Regions from separate parts of the Homo sapiens genome. Here region 2 is linked to region 1. The links are chromatin contacts, found by Hi-C in ENCODE. All regions are on one chromosome and are shown on one strand. The core of a region is the stretch at or near the end of the contact, and the rest is flanking DNA. Distances in the headings are between cores, read along the strand shown. Region 1 overlaps IL1RAPL1 (interleukin 1 receptor accessory protein like 1). Region 2 has its middle 25 kb from the start of NR0B1.

Region 1 (3,592 bases), core at 471-2,970:
TCTCTTAGTCTCAGTCTTTTTATATGGAGAATGTGACATAGTCTTCCTGCATGAATTGTCGTGAGGATTTAATAGGAAAACAGATTAAGTTCCTGCATATAGTAGACGGAAAATAAATCTGTTCTAATTATATCCATCAAAGTTTGGGATAATAGCATTTAGCAGCCTATATAGCCTGACAAGAAAAATATTACTATTTGTGAAATAATGAACTGGACATCCAACCAAAGGATCAAAAGGGGTTTAGACCCTGATTTAAGAATCATTAACACTTTCCACATTAGTTTCCATAGCAGGGGGATTGATCTATACTTAACAAATCAATTCAACAAAAATATTCTAAAGACTTTTAAATATGCAAGGCAATGTACAGGACTATAAGGGGATCAAATGTAAACAAAACATAGCATTTAGTCCTGAAAGAGCTTATAATCTAGATAATTATAAATACCTCCATAATCCAATTTCAAAAGCATTTATGAAGGACCTAAAATAGTCAGTACTAATTTAGAGATAAAAGAATGAGTAAGACATAGAGTCATTCATAAGGATGTTCATAGATGAGAGCATATTTATGATGCACTGTGGCGAGTGCTATACTCAGAGATAACTTTTTGGTGACCTCATTTAAATCCACCAACTAAAACTGGTCACGAAAAATATTCACAGATTTATACAGCTGACAATAAAACATGCTTTGTGCAATTGCACTGACTCACTCCATTTTACAATAGGTTGTTTGTGCATTTTTTTTTAACTTAAAAGAATTGACAAACAACTGCCTGTGTTCACAGATAGTCAGGGGAACTTGGATCACCCATAATGCTTCAACCTCTGAATGACTCAAGAGTGGAATTTCAGTTTTGCTTTCTTTGGCCTGGAATGTTTAAACATTAGTTTCTAATATTGGAGCATACATCTTGTGAGAGCTGTAGAATGTAAACACAATCTCATGGTCCTTGCAGAAGAAGGAAATGGACAGAAGAAAACATCAACATTTACTAGGTGAATCCACTTGGGGTGAAAGGGGTGCTCTATTTTTCACTTATCTCTAATGCTTTGGGGTTGGCAACATTTCTCCTTTCTGTTGCAAATAATTGTGGTGACTAACCACGGAGTCATGGAGCCTCAGGAGCCTCAAAGAGTGAGGAGTGACTAAGCAACTGAACAGAAAGGTGCGGGGAGGTCAGTTGATGACTAAACTAACAACATATACAAGGTAACTTAAGAGTCATGCCAAGGAGACAGAACAAATACTTCCAAGGAAGTAACTCATAATATATCCATCAAAAGACATGTATTTAGGAAAGCCAAGGAATTCATTTGGCTAGCTTTGATACTTAGTATTTTGTTCATTTAATTTGATAAGTGTGGTTTGTAATTAAACTATAAAAATATTCATTTATTCATTCAAAAAATATTTTTAAAATATTTCCTCTCTACCAGGTACTAGGGGCTATAATAGTGAACAAGACAGACAAAACTTCTGCTTTCATGAAGCCTGCATTCCAGAGAAGGAGATGCAAAATAATCATATAAATTGATACACACACAATATAATGCCAGGTGATTATAAGTACTATGAAAATTAAAGCAGCTAAAGAGATAGAGACTAATGTAAATGCTATTTTAGAAAAAACTGTCAGGAAAGCTTGCTCTGATGATCATTTGGAACATATCTGTGAGAAGGGAGGAAGTGAGTCATAGCAAAACCTGGAGGATGTTTATGCCAGGCAGAGGGAAGAGCAAGTTCAAAGGTGCTGAGATGGAGTATACTTGGCATGCTTAAGAGAGGGCAAAGAATGCCACTGTATCTATAATGATGTAAAAAAAGAGTGACAATGAATTCAAAGATAGCCACTGGCCAATGCAGGAAGGGCCTTGTAGAACATGGAAAGGACTTGGGTTTTATTTTAAGTATAAGAGGAATGCTTTGGAGAGTTTTAAAAATAAGAGAGCCCCAAGTAGCATTTGTACCAGAGGTATCACTCTGGCATTTTGGTGTTCAAGTCTGGGAGAATGAAGTGGTGTGGAGGCAGAGAGGCAGAATGGAGGCAGGAAGGCAGGGAGGAAGATGTTGAGGCAGTCCACTGAAAGGCGACGGCACAGTGTTGGTGGTGGAAGTGGTAGAATTTTTTTCCCTTAAGTATCTATTTGGTAAGTAGAACTAACAAAATTTACTGACTGACTAGATGTGAATTATAAACGAATGTTCATGAGTTAAGGGGCATGATCCCTAGTTATGAGCTTGAGCAAACACATGAATGGTGGTACCATTTAACCATATGTGGAGACAACATAAGAGAAGCAAGTTTAGGGTGGATTAATTATCCAGAGACAAGTTTTTATAAATCAGTTTAGTCACCTCTTTTTATCCATAAGGCTAATTTTACTATTCAATGTTGATTTATATTTCAAAAATGTAAGGCAGTGACTGATGACTCATCTCCTTGTGATCCCCCAAAGGGAAGTGGTCTTGGAAAGTTTCATATTTTAGGCTAATGTCATAGTCATTTATTATGAGATAAGCTCTGGCTAATCTCTACTATCCTTCACTTACTGAATAGGGAAACACTGAAAGCCTTTCCACTCAGATCTGGAACAAGACAAAGATGTCCACTTTTACCACTTGTATTCAACATAGTACTGCAAGTCTTTGTAAAAACAATTAGGCAATAGAAAGAAATACATGGCATTCAAATTTGAAAGAAAGAAGTCAAATTATCCTTACTTGCTGATGACACGATCTTATACATAGAAAAATCTAAAAACTCCACCAAAAAACTCTTAGATTTGATAAATGAATTCAGTGAAGTTGCAGGATAATAATCAACATACAAAAATTAGTAGCATTTCTATACACAAATAATTAACTAGCTCAGAAAGAAATCCCCTTTACAATAGCACAAAAAATAGAATACCTATGAATAAGTTTAACCAAGGAGATGAAAGATCTCTACAAGGAAAACTATAAAACACTGATGAAGAAAGTTGAAGAGGATGTACACAAATGAAAAGACATCCCACACTCATATCATACATTGGAAGAATTAATATCATTAAAATGACCATACTGCCCAAAGCAATTGACAGATTCATTGCAATCCCTATCAAAGTACTAATGTCATTTTTCACAGAAGTAGAAAAAAGATCCTAAAATTCATATGGAACGAAATAGAGCCCAAGGAGCCAAAGCAATCCTAATCAGAAAGAACAAAGTTGGAGGCATCACACTACTTGAGTTCAAATTGTACTACAAAGCAATAGTAACCAATACAGAATGGTACTGGCACAAAAACAAACACATACACCAATGGAACAGAATAGAGAGCCCAGAAGCAAACCCATGCACTTACAGCCAACTCATTTTTTACAAAGGCACCAGGAACATACATTGGGGAAAGGATAGTCTCTTTAATAAATGGTGTGGGAAACATGGATATTCATATTCAGAAAAGTAGATACCCATCTTTTACCATATACAAAAATAAACTCAAAATGGATTAAAGACTTAAATATAAGACTTGAAAGTATAAAACTACTAGACAAAAACATTGGGGATATGCTAGGGGACATTGCTCTGAGCAAAGAT
Region 2 (3,559 bases), core at 985-3,484, 620 kb before region 1:
GTGTAATGGTGACTTTTGGGTTGCTCAGGGTCCTGATGCCACTCTCTGCTGCTTCTTTGCCATGCTTAAAATATAGGAATCTTTGGCAAGCTTGGACATCATGTAGCTCAAATGCAGCCTCTCCTGAACGCTTTCCAAATCCCTGGAAAATTGCCGCAAATTCATGAGCTGATCCTGGTTGTCTCCAGGATCCACCATGCTTCAGGATCCTGGTTGTTTCCTTCATAGTCTCAGGCCCTGCAAGAACTATCTGTTTTTTTCAACTCTGCTGTGGGTCATCCAGCCCTATCTCTTCAATATACTGAAGCACTTCAAAATACAGACAAATAAAATAATGAGAACCAATGGCTTCAGGTAGGCTTAGCAAAATCCCCAAGGCCATAAAGTAAAGGAGAAATTCTCTTAGCTAAGGTCTACTTATCAACTCCTGATTACATGAAACCCTGCGTTCTCTCTGTTAAACACTTGAACTGTCTCCCAGCATAGATTGAACAATGCCTGTCTAGAATGCCCTACTTTTCTTAGCTCAGACTGGTTGAGTTATATGTTTACCAAGAATCTACTGTGTTAAATAACAATTTTATTTAAGCCTATTTTGTTATTGTAATTTTATACTTTAGGTAAATATTACACATACAAAATGAGTACCAATATAAAGTGTTCTTTACATTAAAATTAAATACTTTTAAATGCCCAAGGTGAGTTGCACAAATATAAATTGCTGCTAAATTAGACGTGAACAAGAGAACTGTGAAAGTTGGAAAAAGTCATAAAAATATAAAAAAATTATGCACTCCAATTGCTCTCTAAATATGTGCAATTTCTCATTCCTTTTTGTAGAGACTAGCATGACGGATGTATGTTTCTGCAAGAAAAGTGATTGGGAAATTCAATCAGTAGACCTGGACCGGGGAATTTTTCCCAGATAGAGATTCAGGGTCTAATCAAGAAATGTCTTGTACCTCAGCAGGATTTCATAATTGCCACAGATCGGTGGCTGCTAGGGGTTTTTCATTTTTCTCTATTCTAAATAAAAGTTTTTATGACATTTATTCTGCCCCTGATTTATCATTACATAACCAAAGTGTATCTGGATCATATGGAGAAGAGTGCACATCACTCAGAAGTCCTGGATGTTCACCTGGATGAAGTGAGTGAAATAGACTTTCAGTTGCTTGAGGAGGGAAGTGAATGTGTTCCATATGAGGGAAGAAAAATGAATATATAGTGGCAGAAGAACAAATTCCAAAGAGACTGTCTATCTCTTTACAAATTAGGGCCTTCTTCTTCCCAGACACATAAATAGGATATATCACTGAGCATAACTTCTTACCTTGTAGTTGGTGCTCTATTGGATATACAATGGAGTTCTAGACAATGAGATATGAACAGAAGTGATATGTTCTATTTTCAAGCTAATACATACAGACCATATACTTGATATCCTCCATGTTTTTCCTCTTCCTGCTGGCTTGATGCAGATAAGCATGGGTGTCTTGGAAGCCACTTGTTTAAGAGGGATTGTAATCAGTCCTGGATGTAGACACATACAGCATGAGAATTCTTAGAAGTTTTGGATTAACTTCCATATGTTGTAGGGAGGAATCTTACTCTTTAAGCTCAGATATTCAAGAAATATTCACTTTTTGTCCCGCTTGAATAAAATTAAGCCAGAATTTAAACCCAAGCTTCAGCCCACCAGGCTGGCGGGAAATGCAATTTCAGCCTTTATTAAGGCTTGGTCAGAGTCTCTTCAGGTCAGATAGTTTCACTGTTTCTAAGACATGTTTGTGACTCACTTGGTGAGTCTGGGAGCCCCTGTCCAGATTCCCTGAGCTCATCACAAGCCATCCCTCTGAAGGTTGTCATCTCCTTGGAGGACAGCCTCTGAACTATATATAGGTTCCCTTACTCTCACCAGGACCCTCAACCTGTGGTCCTTTTCCAACCTCAGCCCCAAATTTTAATCTCTTTCTTTTTCTTCCCTTCTCTGCTTCAAAATCTATCTCCCTCTATCCCCATGTGAACTGTGGAACAGGCAAAATGATCATTTAATAGATTGAGATTTTACAAAGGACAGGGAGAGCCAATGACCTTAGCCATTCTATCTCTCTGTGTTTTGTAAAAATCCATGAGTCACAGTGACAAAGGCTGACCAACAATTTGAAATGACAAAGGAGAAAAATATTGCTGAAAACATGACTCATACAAATGAATCATCATGGCACAGCAACATAAAACTCTGGAGTCTTTACTCAAGGGGTTGCTAGGGCTAGTTTTCGTGGTCACACTTCAGCTAATGCTCATTAAGTGATCATGTGGAATATTGACCATTAATGTATAAATGTTTTCATTAACCCAAAACTGATATGTAGTGACTATTCATATGAATTGAATGCAATTCTGGACATTAACTTAAACAAACAATCGATCTAGGTTTTTGGATGTTTAATCAAATATTGACAAATTTTCTGAAGGATATCGATGACTAAACTTTGTGTAAGAACTCTGTGAGGCCTATAGAAAAAAATTTGAATGACATATGAAAAGAGAAACCAATAAGCTATGAGCTCAAAATAAACACTATGGAAGCAGAGATAGGCAAAAAGCACTAAAGATTAAAAAATAGGAATTAAGCAAAATAAGAGGAAAGCATCCAGCAAATACCAATAGTCAATGAGCCATAATAATTACAGACAAGCATATGGTGAGTATGTGAGCGAAAACTGGGAGCACTGAGATGTACAATTTTGAAGACAGGAATTAAGCTTGACGAATAAATATTTAGAATGGTGTAATGACAGAAAAGGGTTAACTTCATTCAATCTCTGAGATACCTGCTCTGCAATGAGAGCTGCTGCCTGTGAGACACAAGAAGCAAAACTCCACAAAGAAAATAAACGATTGTACAATTCAGCAATGGCACTGGTCTCACTGAGCCCCTAGGATCAGATCTCTGTCAGGAAATGGTTCCTAGTGCTTTGAATACTCAGAATAAATGTGTTCCTGTTTTATGAAGAATTTTAAAAACATGCTGAGCTGATACATGTTGAGGTAGAACATCTAGGTTTTCATACACAGGCATACCTAAGAGATATTGCAAGTTTGGTTCCAGACCACTGCAATAAAGTCAATATTGCAGTAAGGTGAGTCACACAGATTTTTTTATTTCCTACTGGATTTTAAAATTGTACTTACTGTTGTTTATTAAGTGTGCATTGTGTCTCAAAAACAACATGCACACCTTGCTTAAAAAATGCTTTATTGCTAAAAATGCTAATGAAGATCTGAACCTTCAGTGAGTCTTCATCTTTTTGCTGGTGGAGGGTCTTGCCTTCATGTGGATGACTTCTGACTGATCAGGGTACTGATTGCTGAAGGTTGGGGTGGCTGTGGCGATTGCTTAAAATTTCTTAGAATAAGGCAACAATAAAGTTTACAGAATTGATTGACACTTCCTTTCATCAAATATTTCACTGAAGCATACAGTGCTGTTTCATAGTATTTTACCCCAGTAAAACTTCTGTCAAAATTGGAGTCAATCTTCTCAAACCCCGCT

What was found. Hi-C counts contacts between places; a loop is a spot of excess contacts on that map. Pooled maps may share reads with other maps.
Region 2: a loop to region 1 is called in a map of PC-9, with 40 times the contacts of the local background. The contact joins two enhancer-like sites. A Hi-C loop is called at or near these places in 2 of 168 maps with a recorded cell type or tissue (PC-9 and ascending aorta) and 2 of 50 pooled maps.

Annotation. Positions count from the first base shown.
Region 1 is chrX:29,660,404-29,663,995 of GRCh38, reverse strand. The region is part of intron 5 of IL1RAPL1 (interleukin 1 receptor accessory protein like 1); the gene reads right to left. Among named protein-coding and RNA genes, the nearest start is that of MIR4666B, 88 kb to the right of the region's middle. RefSeq lists an enhancer at 1,021-2,220. Within about 2 kb of position 1,720, at least 7 of the 41 ENCODE cell types and tissues checked have a DNase peak (open chromatin) inside an H3K27ac peak, as active enhancers do; they include PC-9, where a contact is called at or near this core.
Region 2 is chrX:30,282,271-30,285,829 of GRCh38, reverse strand. No RefSeq gene overlaps it. Among named protein-coding and RNA genes, the nearest start is that of NR0B1, 25 kb to the left of the region's middle. RefSeq lists cis regulatory regions at 1,427-1,573, 1,664-2,404, an enhancer at 1,554-2,753 and a silencer at 3,437-3,538. Within about 2 kb of position 2,234, at least 6 of the 41 ENCODE cell types and tissues checked have a DNase peak (open chromatin) inside an H3K27ac peak, as active enhancers do; they include PC-9, where a contact is called at or near this core.